Linked DNA regions of Mus musculus: region 2 is linked to region 1. A link is a loop called in an ENCODE intact Hi-C map of the cell type or tissue named here. Cell type or tissue: left cerebral cortex. All regions are shown on one strand.

Region 1 (8,000 bases):
TTCAGCCAGTGTGCAAACATCTGACTTAATGAGGTACTTTTGTCTAGAATAATCCAAGCTGGGTGGAGACCACACATCAGTGAATCCTGGAGATGTTGGGGAACTCATAAGCCATTCTCTTGTGCTGTGTAGGATACATGACTATGAGGAGTAGTTGTCACTCTTTTGAAGACTTTGTAATTAAGCAAATTATAAACAAAGCAAAAGCTCAGAGTCACAGAGTAAGCAAAAGCATTCTTCAAGTAACCTTGCACACACACATACACACGTGCAGGCCCATACCCACATGCACGAATGCACACACACATGCACGCACGCACGTCATTCAGATGGGTCTAAAGGAAAGATGTGTGAAGTAACACACAGCCTAGGTTGCTGGAGTGAACGGACAGTCCTCAGGAATGCTGGGTTAAAAGTTCTACTCACAGAAGGAAACATGGGCAGAAAATACCCTGGGGAGAAAAATCAATGCTGCCCTTGGAAAAGCATAAGACAGACAGAAAGAACCGGAGAGCTAATTAGCACTGCTCAGAAGGCAAATTAAGGCCTTTTCTCTGACAAGCTGCAAATAGATGGGTAAGGAAGCGCTTCTGCCTCCCTCCTCCGGCCTCCAGCAGCTGGCTAGATGGCTGGAGCAGGTACTCCAAGAGGAAGTTGTAAACAGACAGAAACACTGCTCTGGGCTGCTGAGCAGAGTGTACAGGAGAGAAAGGCAGAAGATGGGAAAACAGTATTTACAATGGATCTGAAAGAGGCAAAAGTGGCTGCTTATTTAAAGTTGACGATTAAGTTATTCATTCAATAAATATTTGTCTTCTACCTACCACTCAAGAAGGACAAGATTCTTTTGGACAGCTAACCCAGTTGCGTTCTGGACATAATGTAACACCCTTAATCTCTAAGCCTTTGGGGCAGATACTTCTGTGACCCCATTTTACAGTGACTATGTTGAGCCTCAAAGAAGATACGTCATTTCTCTACTATCATCTCTAATTCCTAGATCAGGCTATCACTAACAAAGTCATCTGAGTCCTAACCAAGTTATCTGAAGAGACCCACATGAGATGACCCAAACGTGGGCCTTCAGAGCTCTCACCTTATGGGGGAGCCTGCTGGCTGGCAAACAAGTACAGAGACTCAATGAGAGCATTGCTCTCAAACAGACTCAGCTTGTTATTGTGTTTCTTTAATCTTGCACATTGCCCTGGTTTGCTGTGCCTGGCAATATGTTCCATCCAGCTCAATTAGAAATTAGTCTGTTCCATCATTATTCTGTGCAAATTTCATCTCCCTCTGGTATTTGTTTATTGTTGTTTTGTGCAAATTCCTTCCTTCCTCTGGCATCTATCAGAAGAATCGCTCACACGCCCCTCAATGCAGCAGCTATCCCAAGATAGGACCTCAGAAAAAAAAATCCATCAGCCTTCACAAGATCTGTGCAACCAATGCAAACCCAAGAACACATGCTAAGCCCAAAGGTGACTGTGGCTTCTCCAGATGCCTCTGGTCTCAAAGGGGTTTCGACTCCAAGTACGCCTTGGGGTGGCAGAGCAAACAAGTACCCCAGATCCCAGCCCAGCAGAACAGAGAGGTGCAGCGACCAGGTTGGCACTCCCTGGGAGTCCTCATTTTCTCAGATTAGAAAGTCAAGTGTTAGAAAGAGCTGGCTCTCCTCTAATTTAATTTGGCCCCATGAGGCAATATCACTGTTGCCACAACAGAATTGAACACCAGCAAAGCTCTATTCCACTTCTCCAGCACCCAACTCCATAGGGCTCAGAGTGAGAACTCTCCCATATAAAAGAAAAAACATAAACAAATCAAATCCTTCTTCTCAGAGATGAGTCTCGGCAGACACACTCTGGACAGCAGTTCATTTGAAATCTCACTTGGTATGTGTCCCCACAGAGGAAGGTAACACTGCCGTGCCTAAATAATGACTAGAGGAAGACATGAAGTTACCGGAAGTGTTTCTGTCTCACCCTGAACTCTGTAGCTAACAAATGTATAAAACAGAGCACAGATGTTTAAAACTGGCTTTGTAAAGAAGAACGTTACATGCGGATATTCCGAAGACAATGTTTCCTGTATACTACTAACTCCAGAGCAAGGAAGAGACATGACCATGCTACTCTGTTTAGCTTCCAACTCCCAGCTGTCCCTTACTAATACAGTCTTGTTTGTGTGAACAGAACACGACTCGGGAACACAGTGAGACGTCTGTGTCGTCGGGTCCTGCCACTATAGACTCGACTAACCATGGATTGAAAACATTAGGGAAAAAAATAAAACTATTTCTGGACCGAGCATGCCATGTTATCATTAATGGTGTCTGACAACTCTTTGAAGTGCATTAAACTTTGTTTATGTTTTATGTTTTATTAAAACATGTATTAAGAAATGGAGATGACTCAAAAGGTGCAAACAGGTTATATGCGAATGTGATGCGGTTTTATCTAAGGGGCTTATCTGCACAGTAATCCTGAAGCCAGTCCCCCACAGCCACTAAGGGACAACTGCACTTTGTTGTTGTCATCAAAGTTAAGGAATAAGAGACCCCCTTTCTAGCAGTTGTCTACTATAAGAAGATCCATTGTACCGGCCTTTGCTTCTATACTGTACTAGAAACTTTCCGTGAGAAAGGTCAAGTGTGACCACTATGACTTGCCTCAAATGAAGCAAGTTAAGTCCACGAATAGAAATTCATAGATAATGGCTCCTGCCAAGGCCTCCTTACAAGCAAGCTTATACTTTCTCTCTTGCTGTGTGTTGCCCAAAGAGGAAAGGCAGCAGCTTTGCACCAAACCTCCATGCACCTACACAGCACCTGCAGAAATTATTTTAAAAGTGCATAAACTTCTAACATGGGTGTCTTCGTAGAGATAACAGGTGTCTTGGAGGTGGTTTTGTTCCCAGAAGCAAAACCAAACAATTTGCTGAAGATCATGAATTTATATTCATTTCCAGTTATGAAATAGTAGAGGGTTTCTGAAGGCACTAGCCATCGAGGCCAAGGCAAGGAGCCTCAGCCCAAAGGATGAAGCACTTAAGAAAGAACAGGGAGGACTGGGCTTGGTGGCGCACACCTTTAACCCCGGCACTCAGGAGGCAGAAGCAAGTGGATCTATGTGCGTTCGGGATCAGTCTGTTCTACAGAGTATACATAGGGAATTCCAGGACAGCCAGAGTCATGCAAAGACCCTGTCTAAATTTTAAAAGAAAAAAGAAAAAGAAAAAAAAAGAAAAAGAAAAAGAAAAAAAGGGAAAGAAAGAGAAAAAGAAAAAGAAAAACTCGAAACCTGAAGAATCTTGTGGTGAAAAATCAGTTCTCTCTCTCTCTCTCTCTCTCTCTCTCTCTCTCTCTCTCTCACTCACACACACACACACACACACACACACACACACACACACTGGTACCCATATTCACACATACAAAGAGTTCAACCCTAGCACAGAGGCTTGAGGAAACAACCAGAAAGATGCAGTCTAAAGAAAAACCTTTAGAGTCAGATTTGCCTCTAGCCCAAGCCCCAAGCTTCAGGTTCACTTTCTCTAAAACAAACACAGTAATAATCACATCATGGAACCACCATAAAGCTCAAATAAGACAGAACATACAAGCCTGAGGATAAGGCTCAGTAGATAAAGCTCCTGTCCACCTGGCCAGCGTGATCTGACATCTAAGCACTACTTAGAAGATGCACTGGTTTGGTGGCCATGTGTAATCCCAGAAGTTAGGAATCAGAGACGAGGTTATTCCCAGGGCAAGCTGGCTAGCTAGACTAGCCGGAATCAGCCAGTTCCCAGTTCAAAGACCCTGTCTCAATAAATAAATTAAGAGCAAATTTAAAAAGAAAATGTCAACTTCAATTTTCCACATGTACCTGCACATATACATATGCACCCACACACATTCCCACACTCATTCTTACACACAAGCATGCACACACACACACACACAAAAGAAACAATATGCTAAAATACTTCCCACAGTGTTGCCTGACAAATAGAACACAGTCGATACCAGCTGCCTTTTCTCTCTCCTTCTCTGTCTTTCTGGGTTTTCTTTCCTTTACTTTTTATTCGCTTAAATGAGAATTCTTACAGCAGCTAAAATAAGGAGTCCTTACATACATATTATATAGTCCTTTACAATATGTATCTGTTGCAATACCATTATTTGCAAAGAAAAAGGAAGTAGTAATTTTAACAGAAAAGTGCCAGATTCGTAGCATTGCCTGCTAAAACCTTTAGCTTTACCATCTACAGGAACTATTTGCTCTTGGGGTGCAGATTCTGAAAGAAAAGAAAAATTCTCACGGGAAAAATCATCCCCCCAAAAGAACAGCCAATGAAAGAAAAGATAATGGGGGGAAAATCTAGGGGTATGTAAAGGAGTTTATTTGACTTCACGAAGTAAAAAGTCAGCAAAATGAATAATCTGCCTCCAGAAATGGTTATTTAAAGGTTTTTTTGTAAAGGGCTCTGGTTCCTAAAAAGACAGGAGTCACTGCATATGCCCACCCACTCTTCATTTATTTTTAAACTCTAGCTTATATGTTCCTTAGCAACAAGAGAAGCAGATGAGACCCCCCTACACACACACGCACATACACTCACACACACACAGTCCTCCAAAGCCCCCTTCTTCACACCAACTTTCATTCTACAAATATTCGTGTTCTTCGAGGCATTTCCACCTGCCTGCAGATCTCCACTCCACCACCTCAAATGATCCCCTACATAGAAGCTGTACCTCCTACTCTTGCTACACACTTCTGCATAGAATCTATTCCCCCAAGGGCTTCCTGAATCCACTCCACTACCTCCCACTAGTCCCCCATGCTAAGTCATGCCCAGAATCCTTTCATCAAGACCATCGGGTCCACTGCCACCTCTGAGTCCAGCACAAAGGGTTACCAAGGCCAACAGGAAGACCATTTGCTATGACTGCCTGGCTTGCTTTGGCTGAGCAGTTTATGAGTTCAAGGGTCAATGACTGAAGCTTGGAGACAGCAACTCTCAGGTACTGGTGTGTAAGCATCACCTGAGGAGTGTAACAGCCAGCATCACCCACAGAGAGTGGAGGCTATTCACCTGGGGATTGCAAGCCATCTGACCAGCCACCTGAGGTGCTGTGTGTGCCAAGTGTCACTTGCCTTGAAAACTGTGAGGCTTTATTCAAGAAGAAATAGCATCCAAGAAATAAAAGCCACCACAGTGGCTTTCAAGATAGGTCAGTGTCGTGTACTGTTCCTCTCTGGCAAAAATGCTCCTGTTTCCGTGTCTTCTGTGACAAACACACTTCCACATGCCTGTGGGAGCATTTCACCCAGGAAGCTGCACGCCCCGACTCTATGCTTTTCTAAGAGAGAGCCTCAGAGAATGACCCCTGCCAAGAGGCAAGCTGAAGTGATTTCCCTTGCAAATTCTGGCTTCACAGCCCTATCCAATGAGGAGTCTCATGAATACCAATGACCCAGGAGCTTCTCTTAGCCCAGAAGCCCAGACCCACAATGTATTTCACGTGATAACACCCCCTCAACTTACAGCTCCTAAATTAGGCTGAATATAGTTCCTGTTCCCCTAAGAGCCAGACAGACCATCCTAAGTACAATTGAACTGCCTGTGTCCTAGCCTACCTCCCTAGACCTACCCCACTCCTCCCCACCTGCCTATTTTTAGAAACCGAAAATATAAAAAGATCCATTTGGAACTGATCTGTGTGAGTAACTAAGAGGACAACTCAGGTGGGAAACCCCCTCTGCGCACAGAGAGCAAAATGCAAGCAAGGGATGGATGCAGCAGCAACCACCTGGCTACGGATGGAGACCATTTAGGAATCAGCAGAAACCGGCATTTAGACACAGAGCACATGCCCTGATGACAGGGCCTCCAGTCCAGGCAATGCCTGTGGGGATTCCAGTGATTCACACACCTGCCCCCATAAACAGAGCACACCCTCGCAACCCACACACCTCTGTCATCTGCTTTTGCTTACATAACAGCACATGGTGTGACAGGCTTAATACTTTAGATGGTTTTTCTAGAAGAGAATGCTAACCCAAAAGGAGGAGGGCTCCAAAGATGCTTTCCTTGACCCGCCCCCCCCCCCTTTCCAAGTATCACTCTGAGACCCAGCAAGACTCTGCTTATGGCCTCAACTTTTAAAAATCACCAGTGAGGGTGGTCTCGGCGCCGTCTCTCGTGCCTGGGAATGGGAGAGCAGTGTAAGGAACCTATGAAATCTTCCCTTTGGTTTGGATCCTCACACAATTGGGGCTTCATAAAGCGTAATTGGGTGGACGTTCACCGTACACTGTCCTAGTGTCAAAGACACATCCAGCCTCAGGTGCCAGTGTGATCTCTTCTCACCAGCACTGGGACGGGGGGTGGGGGTGGGGTGGGGGCAGGGGGTTGGGGGGAGGTAAGCCTGGGAGTAGGCTGTCCACACTGAGAGAGGGAGAGAACACACAGGCATGTAACACCAACACCCACTGACATACTTACATACCTACAAGAAGAGACCCATAGCTCACTAGTCTTTAACAGACAAGAACGTCCCATAAGGATTTCTGTTCTGTATGGCTTATTCTTTGCTGCCTGTCAGAACAGATCTCAGCGATCCGGTTAGTGCCCAAGGCTCACCCAGTGAACTCGGCAAGGATGGGGGAGTGTGGAGATGACACTAGCCTAGGGACAACTTTGGCAACTCTTCTAACTGGGCATGTCTGGGTTTGCACCCCATACACTCACAGATGTGGTTTTGATCTTGTTCTGACCTTAGTGTTCTCTTCTGTTACAAGTGCACCCCTCCCTGGGTGTTACAGGGAGAAGAAGCTGGGGCACCCCACTTCTTCTCTTCAACCCAGAATTAGAGGATGAGAACAACATATCCCCAGGAGAGAGAGACAGATAGACAGACATACATAGAAGCAAAACCACGGAGGTACGAAGGTTGAAGAGAGAGAGAGAGAGAGAGAGAGAGAGAGAGAGAGAGAGAGAGAGAGAGAGAGAGACTGAACCCCAACTCTACAGAAGTGCCTCTCTGGAGCTAGAGCAAGTGTCCCCCGCCCTGGGCGGCACCTGTCTCGCTAGCTCCCGCGCCTACCTGTAAGAGACCTGCTTCCGGAAAGTTAAGTCCCTCAGCTTCTCCTCCAGCGCCTCTTCCTTCTCTTTCTGTCCGGCGGCCGCGGGCTCCTCCAAGGCAGCAGCAGCCGCTGCCCCTGCACCCCGCGGGTCCGCGCCGCCCTCGGCGCCCAGGCAGCAGCTCCCGGCGCCGCTTCCGCTGCTGCTGCTGCCACCCGTCGCCCCTCTCTCCTCTCCCGCCGAGGAGCTGGGGTTCATGGCGACCGCTCCGGCGGCCGCGAAAGAAGCCGAGGTGGTGCCGCTGCAGAGGCCGGTCGGGCTGAGGGCGCTGGAGGCGGCGGGAGCGCGGGCAGGTCCGCGCGCCGCTGGCAGGGGCAGCAAATGGCAGCCCCTTCCCGCAGCATCCATCCGCGGCTGCACCGCACCGGGGCATTGTGGGAAACTCCGTGCCTCCACTCCCCCTCCCCAACCAATCAGAGGCCACCTCTCTCCGCCTCCCCTCGGCCTCGCCCGACCAGCCGGCTCCCTCCAATTCTCCCACCCCTTCTCCTTTTTCTAAATCCAGAGCAAAAGCCGGGACTGAACTTGAACTCTGCCTGCAGGCAATGGATCGCAGTGGAGGAGAGAGGGAAAGGGTGGGAGCCGCGGGGCTTAGGACGCTGGGGACAAACACTGGTCATCAAGAAAGGAGAGTGCCCAGGGAAACTTGGAGGCAAGCCGGGTTGCCGCGCCCTGGTTAGCGCACAAGGGAAGCGGACCCGGACCCAGGAGCTACTCAGCACTGATGAGCTGCTGGGCACATCTCAGTCCAGTCCACTGATGACAGATGCCCGAGGCAGCATTTTGTCCGTCACCTTCTTGCAGCATCAGAGCTGGCGCCAAGCAGTAACCTCCAGACGTGGGGGACCTTT
Region 2 (8,000 bases), 56 kb before region 1:
CCATCTGCCCTTGCAACCTCCCCTCCAGAAGAAAATAAAAAAGAAATAAAGAAAACAAAGACAAAAACAAAAAACCTCTTGCTGTAGAAGCTGTGCAACACAGGCCTCTCAGATCTCCTACTGTTACCCTGTGTCATGGAGATCCTGCAGCCTTGGACCTGTAGGACAGGTCCCTTCACATGCTCCAGCAGTTCATAGATGGAGTAGATGTTGGGGTGAACCAACTCTGAATGCTAGGTGGAAGCTGAGTTGATCAACTCTCCAGCACTCCCTGTCCACACCGCCAGGGCCAGCTCTACTGGACTCTGGTGAGGGACTTGGGGGAGGGGAGCAATTCTCTGGTTGGTGCCCATGACCTCCAGGCTAGCTCACTCCCCCACATTCCATCCCCACCCCACCCCCTGTCACCAGGCCAGCTCTACTGTGCTGCCCAGGTGAGGTACATCTGCTCCCCCAACATGCTACAGCTGGCAAGAGGCTCTCTCTCACACCCTCGAGGCCAGCTCACCTGCAGGCAGGGAGGTTCAGCTGAGGAGGCAGGTCTGGGGTCAGAGCACTCTTAATCCATATATAGCTGGGGCTTCAGAAAGTCTCAATTTCCTGAGTTTATTATGTGTGCACGTGTGAATTTTAAAAAGAAAGAAATACAGAAAGTCAGAAGGCAAATGTCAGAGCGAATCCAGAAAGGAATGAGCTCTGAACTCTTCAATAAATCTTTTATTTCAGATCCGTGGAAATCAGTAGCCTGTATATTCAATCTTGGAGTTAATAAAATCTCAGCGTAATCCCAGTACAGCTTTAAAAGTAAAAGTTGATCCATGCACACACAAGCACACACACATGTACACACTCATGCACACATACACACATGCATGTACTCACACACACATGCACACAAACACATGCACTCACATATGCACACAGGTACTCAACTATGTTGAAAAACCCAAGAAGAGTGCCTGCCTCTCGCTGCATGGAATCGAAGTGGAAAACACTTCTAAGGAAAGGGAACGTGTCTGGGGAAAGGAAATGTTTTCTGTCTCTGAGGGGCGTCAGAGTACAAAGTGGATTTGCAATCCACAAAGCAGAACTGCACAGTTCAGATGTCAGTGGCTGTGTCATGGTTTCAAAGTCTACGTGGTTTTAGTCCATCTGGGAGCTCGGGTCAGTAGCTAAGGAGATGGCTCAGAGGTTGCAGTACTTGCTGCCTGAACATGCCTAGCATACTGGAATGCCTAAATGTGGATCCACAAAGGCTGCATAAATGCCAAGGGGTGTGGTGGCCAGCCTGTGTGTAATCCCAGGGTTTCCCCAGAGCATGCTGGCTATTGAGATCAGCCATATCAGCAAGTTCTGGGTTTGACAGAGACCCTGCCTCAATGTCAGAAGAGCCATTCCCAAAATCGACCTTGGGCCTCCATGCTGACATATGCGTGCATGCATGCAAGCACACACGCACACGCAACTGGGTCAGAATTTAACCATCACTGTTTAAGTATGAAGAGATGAATTCCGTGAGAGGTAAAAGGCCACAGGAGCTCCCTTCCTAGGGGTAGGATTGCCACTGGAAGAAAAGGTGAGCCTGGCCTCCTTTTATCTCTCTACCTTTCTGACACATTACCACAAAATAAGAAGGGCCACAACAGATACTGGCATCTTAGCCTTAGATTTACTTCCCTGTCACTGTAAACTCAGAACTGTGAAAAAAAGACATTCTTGTCTTTACAAATTAACAAGGGTTTTGTTACAGAAGAACAAAATGGGCTAAGAAGGCATTTAAGCTTTATCTAAAGCCTAACTCGATACCAAAGAGTATGCAGTAAGAGAGTTGAGGCATTATCTTGAAACTCAAAATTAGGCAGTTTCACCAAAGCTCATTTTGTTACCTTCTTACATATTTGAAATGTTCCAGGATATATAGCCTTTCTGTTTCGCTCAGCTGCATTATTTTAAGATGATGAAGGCCTAAACAAAGAAACTAGCTGAAACTAACTCCTTTCCAAAGAAAGGAGTATACCTGCTTATCGGTAATTCTTGACTGGTAAAGAGAGTGCCGAGAGAGGGGCACACTTCATAGACCTCAAGCCATTCATAATGGACGGTTTCCACGCCACTACATCCCATAAAAGTCTTTATACTTAAAAAAAAAAAAGCCACTAATTTGCAATGTGGGTACAGAAATCACCAAACTACTAAGAAGTTAAGGCAAAGCTTAAGAATCCAGAGGTGATGCACAGGTCTCCGATTTGAGCCTCTTCAGGGGGTTTCTGGGTATCAGTTAAGACTAAAGAGAAAGTGATGTGAAGATGAAAGGCTATCTGGGGTGGGAGGATGGGGCCTAAAGCAACACTTCTTGTTAAGCTTGTGATGTTTTAATAAGAGAATTCTACTGGGTTGTCAATTAAAATCTGCCCAGGAAGAAATCTGGACTAGACTCAGGCTGAAATTCATCACCAGCATAGGGGAAATCGGTCACTGTAAACAGTGTTTGTGACCTGTACAACTGCTCATACAGTGGTGGCTCGAGGAGGGAGTGTGTGTGTCTCTGGTTAAGGTACTCATGCAATCTCTACCAAGGCTACCTACAGTCACTCTTGCCATTCAGTGCAACCCATCCCTCATCGCCGATTCTGAACCCATGGAACAAAACACCCAAGTAGATGGAAATATTTTCAAGGCAGGAGGATTGCATTCGCGTAACAAGATATTCCCATGGATAGTCCCTCGCAAGCTTTAAGGAAGGCATGATGCATTTTCAGAAAAGAACCAGACCACTTTTGAAATTTGACAAAGAAGATGCCAATGGACTGCTTATAAAACTCTTAGTTTCTTCATCCCACAACAGGAATACGAGTATATGAAATCTGGTGTTTGGGGGAGGAGTTGTTCCAGGGAGTTAATGATGTGTTAAGAGGTAAATACTCCTCAAACCATGAAGAGAGGTGGTTAAGGACAGTTACCAGATCAAGAGACAGGAGCTTTAAAGTAGCAGAGAAAGGCCTTCTCCTATGCCTTGGCAATTCTTGCAGGTTAGGAGGCAGGCCAGTTTGCATCTGCTTTACCTAGCATGGGAAATGGGCTTGCTGCACACTTTGAAGAAGGAAGGGATGTTTGAAGAAGCCAAGTGTGCTTAGAATCCCCTATAAAGAAGATGAACGCTACCAGCACAAGATGTGGTGGCCACCACACGATTGTCTTAGGAAGTGTTTATCAGGAGGCAAGGGAGGGAGTAAAGTACAGCTAGGATAACCACTGTCCTTGTCTCAGGGAACCATAAGTATGAACCCTTCATCAATATGGAAGGAAAGACGATGCAAAGCAGTCCAAGAAGTGATATCAACTACCTGCTGGATGCAGGGAACTCTGACACCAGACTAACAGGTCAGAGGCCAGCACATTAAGAAAACAGGTGAGATGCTCTGGTAGAAAAGGAGAAACGGGCTGTCCGCCACCTCCAGTGGGGATTAGAGGCGCTGAACAGCAAGGAGGGAAGAAGCCTCGAATCTAAATCAGCCTCAGGGCCTTTATTGCTGATTTCTCTTGCTGAGTTAGTGTGATGTTTTCCACATGAATGGCTTCTATTACCCAAATGGCCAGAGTTGCCAGGGCAGGGCATGCCTCACTGTACTGGTTAAAGATGAGTAGTGAAGATCAAAGCTGTCTTAGGTTCTACATTCCACACGCCAAATGTGGTTATCTCGAGGATTGTTTGATCATAGTTATAAACGTTAGATCAGTCAAAAATAACTCTAACTATTTTGATCGCATTCATACCTCAGAATCTAGTTCTTTAAAGTTATGAAGCTTGCAGGCTGACGAGATGGCTCAGTGATTCAGAGTGCTTGCTATCCAAGCATGAGGGCCTAAGTTCAGACCCCTGTCACTTACCCATATGCTAGGCCTGTACTCACACAACTGTAGCACTAGCAATGTGGGAGAAAGCCAGACAAACCTATCACTGGCCAGACAGCCTACCTAAAAGGGCTGAGCTTTAGGCTCAGTCAGAGACTCTATGTCAGTGGCATGAGGTGGGAAGTGATTACTAAAGAAAGTCTTCTGGCCTCCTCCTGTGTATACATGGGTACACACACACAACACACAACACGCAACACACACACATACCACACACACGAGTATCCTTATTTCTTTTCACTTCTATTCCACTATTTTGATGTGCTAATAGTTAAATAAAAAGCAACTCAGGAGTGAAAGAGTTTATTTCGTCTTACATCTCCAGGTAACAGTCCATCACTGAGAGAGACAAGTTCGAGAAATCAAGGCAGTAACCTCAGAGGAATGTCTCCTGCAGGTTCACTCTCAGGCTTGATAACTAGCTGTTTTATACAGCCCAGGACCACTGCCTAAGGATGGTACCACCCACGAAGGGCTGGCCTCTCCCGAATTCATTAACTACTAAGACAATGCCCCACAGACATGCCCGTAGGCCAATCTGATGCAGGCCATCTTTCAAATGAAGTTTCTCTCTTCCTAAATACCCAAGCCATACATATACACCAAACATACATAAAATATCTATTTTTTTAAAAGTGAGATGGCATGTTGAGCACAGAGGGGTGTGTTGATGAGTGGGATGCTCACTCAGGCTCTGGGCCTCCCCTCCTCTGAGATCACCAATTCCTAACCACACATCTTCTTACTCTACAACTCTTCCTATGAAGCCCAAGGTGCCCCCTTCCATCATTTCACTATGAATTTGTCTCACAAATGCTCAAGTTGTTCTCCTGCCTCAACACTTCAGTGACTCACTATCCTAAATCTAGTCCACGAGACATGATGGGCCCAGCCTATATCCTCAGAACGGTCCAACACACATGCACATAGCTCTGAGTCCTTCTGCAGGTAGCCAAGGACTCCCTCACCTCCATATATTTGTTCTCAGATTGGTCCAGATTGCTTGTAATGTGATATACACGCATGCCCACACCACACCCCCTAACCAAAAAAAAAATCCATCTGTCTGCAGAGCAGCCCAAATGTCATCTCTTTACAAAGTGTTTTCCCCAATGTTTCACAGGCTGGAGGGTTAAATATCTCTGTATCGGCACCCACAGTATTTTATTTTAACCATTTCTTCATCACTGTGAGCATTCATCTATGTTCCCTAAGAAAATGTTCTTCCATAAAAGCCCCTATCTTATGCATTTTTATTTCTTTCTTTTGTGTGATAGCATGAACATATGCTAGCACGCAGCATGTGCTCAACAAATTTCCTTAAGTGAAATAAAGTGAACCGAATCAATGGCTTCAAGTTACTTGCAAGTTAAAAGGAAAAATACGTAGAAAGATGCTTCCTTGTTCATCTCTAATACAAAGTAGGCCTCAATAGAAGTCTGGAAAATAAATCAATATTTTTAATGAAAGAACAGATATAAAACAGGGTATCCCTTCAGAGGGTATAAAAGATATATAGATGTTTGATGAAAGAATACATGAGACTTTTTTTCTGTTTTGTTTCTCAATTCGATACCCTAAGCTGCCAAGTTTAAAATAAATAATTGCAAGAGGCTGGAAGTGGGAGAGGCCTTCTTTAAAAACTAAAGTAAAAATAAAAAGACTGCCACCCACTCTCCTTGCTGCCCTCCCACCAGAATGACTATAGTTTTAACATCCATAATGGGATTGTTGCAGTTTTTGAGGGTGTTGCCATAGTAACCAATCTCAGCCCTTCCCCTAATATAAGATAAAATTTAGCAAAAGGCATAAATAACAGACTCCCATTAGAAACAATATCAGACCTTTCCATATAAATAACTCGGGTAATTAAATGTTTCAAAACAGAATACTTAAAGAGTTGTGAGAAAAATTCTGCAAAGTTTATTTTTAAATGAAGGGCTGGGGGGAGGATATAAAGCATCAGCTGGCATGCTTGGCTGCTGCGTGGTTGCAAAGAGTCACAATCTCCAAACTTGGCGCGATGAGATAGGCAGTCAGAACAGACAGGCAAGGCTCTGCACTTGAACATCAGAGGCCACGTTCCTACCAGGAACCTCTGCTTAGTCTCAGGAGTCCTTTCAACATATGAGCAAGAAAACTCTCTCTTCTAGTATCCCCAAATACAAAGGCCACCTAGAAAACATTACCTCCTGTAGGTTTCCTAATACAGTTGCCTGGGTGACACCACCCTCTTCCTACATCCATGTGTCTGGCTTTCTCTAAGATTCTTTCAGGGGACAACAGCAGGGATCACAAACTTATTCAGCACAGGGCCAGAGAGCGAATATTCTAGACTTTGTGGACCTCCAGGCTTTGTCCCAGTGACATCCTTCGGTGCCACTCAAAAGCAGCTACTGGCAATACATAAAGGAATAAACACGGCTATGTTCCAATACGCTTTGATTTGCAAAGGCTGATATCCAGATGAAGCCCACAGGCCACAGTCTGCTGATTCTTTTACTCACGTCTATCTTGGAGACTACCAGTTTCTATTGACCACAGGAAACACCGGGCCATCCTAAGCCCAGCAGGAAAGTTTAAAGCACAAGACAATACAGGATTTCAAAAGCAGGGGAGAGGCAATACCGCGTTCTCAGACGGACTCCAGAAAAGCCTGCAGCAATCTACTGAGGGAAACTGGGAAGGGCCCTGGAGAAATCCCTACAGCTTCAGCTGAGGAGGTTGGGTAAGAACACATGCTACTCTAACACAAGGTGCTGAGTTCAGAGCCTTGGCACCTACGTAAAAAGCCAGGCACAACCACATGTACCTGCAATCCCAGTCCCGTGGTGGACATTGCTGGAGCTTGCTGGACAGATGGTCCAGTGGAAAAACATTGAGCCCCAGGTTCAGTGATGCACTCTGTCCCAAAAGAATAAGGTGGAAAATGATATACCAAAATAGCTGTCTTCTTTCTCTGGCCTCTGCACAGAGGCCAAAAGCATCTACCTGCACCTGCACACACACATAGGTTCACAATGTGTGGATGTGCACACACACACATACATTCACACACACACATGAATTTTAACAATGAACAAAGTCATATATCATAGATGGTCGGGTACAACAGTACCCAAAATTAACTAGATGCTGCTCTGCTTTCAATCAACAAGCAATGCCAGATGCCTGGCCCAGTGGCATGCCTCTATTCAACAAAGTAAGCTACCGTCACTCTAAAGTCTGGAGGAGTTTCAGTATATTTGGAAACTTCCATGATTTTCTGAAGTTCCTTCAAGTCTCAGAAAGAGACTTGGATGGACAGCTGGTAAAGCAGAGAAAGCAGGCCTCAGGAGACAGAGGACATGGGGCACCCAGCTCCCTAGTCACCCACTAGTCGTGTGACCTGGCAAAATGGGACAGTGATGCATGTTACTGACTCTGCCAAGGACTGAGCTAGATAACCTACAGAAGGCATCTGCAATGAAATAAAGACCAAATCCATATCAGCTGCCTTTCTTTGCAGGGATCGGGCAAAACTCGCCCTTGGCTTGGATCTATCTGCTCTCTCAGGGAGACATCACTCAGGCCAATGCTGCTATAGTCCAAAGAATGTGCAATTGTGTTTTGTGTACCCCACCCCCACCCCCAGCAAATGGCTGGAGAAGGAGCTATGAGCAATGCCTAAGCGACTCATTAGCAAGAAAACCAGTCCACATGAGCAACAGTCTGTGACAAGCACCTCAGATCAGCAGCTCGCGCCTCAGTACTCACGAGTCGCCTCCTCCTCTTCCTCCCTCGTCCTGTTCCTGGATCTGCCACCGAAGGCCACTTTCCTCTGCTGACATCGCTCCTCCTAACTAGCCCATGTCTTCCTCCGTATGCCCCTCTTCATCTCCTACAATCCATCATGACATAAACTTTAAGAGCACTTACTGGTGGTTTCCCATTCCCTCACAAGTGACCAAAATTAGGCTGCTCTTTCTTGAGTGTGTCTGACTAATCTTGCTGGAGAGTCGCTGGTTTGTATCTAGAAAGGTTCCCCTAGACTTTTAAAAAAAAAAAAATCTGGGTAGCAAATCTCCAAAAGACTCATCACTATCAAG

The links. Hi-C counts contacts between places; a loop is a spot of excess contacts. Peaks named below come from ENCODE experiments on the same cell type or tissue, not always from the same donor. Only the 100,000 strongest peaks of a DNase experiment are listed, where the experiment ranks them.
Region 2: it touches region 1 in a loop (3-fold over the local background); 5 of 42 quality-filtered maps call a loop at or near these places.

Annotation. Positions count from the first base shown.
Region 1 is chr6:37,292,452-37,300,451 of GRCm38, forward strand. Dgki (diacylglycerol kinase, iota) reads right to left here and starts at 7,525. Exons shown (of 34, transcript NM_001081206.2): 1 at 7,112-7,525. The coding sequence starts at 7,497. In left cerebral cortex, no CTCF peak of the experiment used is centred here; DNase peaks (open chromatin) are centred at 555, 2,869, 4,712, 5,517 and 3 more places; H3K4me3 peaks cover 4,393 bases; H3K27ac peaks cover 3,465 bases.
Region 2 is chr6:37,236,685-37,244,684 of GRCm38, forward strand. The region is part of intron 1 of Dgki (diacylglycerol kinase, iota); the gene reads right to left. Among named protein-coding and RNA genes, the nearest start is that of Dgki, 59 kb to the right of the region's middle. In left cerebral cortex, no CTCF peak of the experiment used is centred here; DNase peaks (open chromatin) are centred at 4,898, 5,182, 5,607, 5,905 and 2 more places; H3K27ac peaks cover 2,811 bases.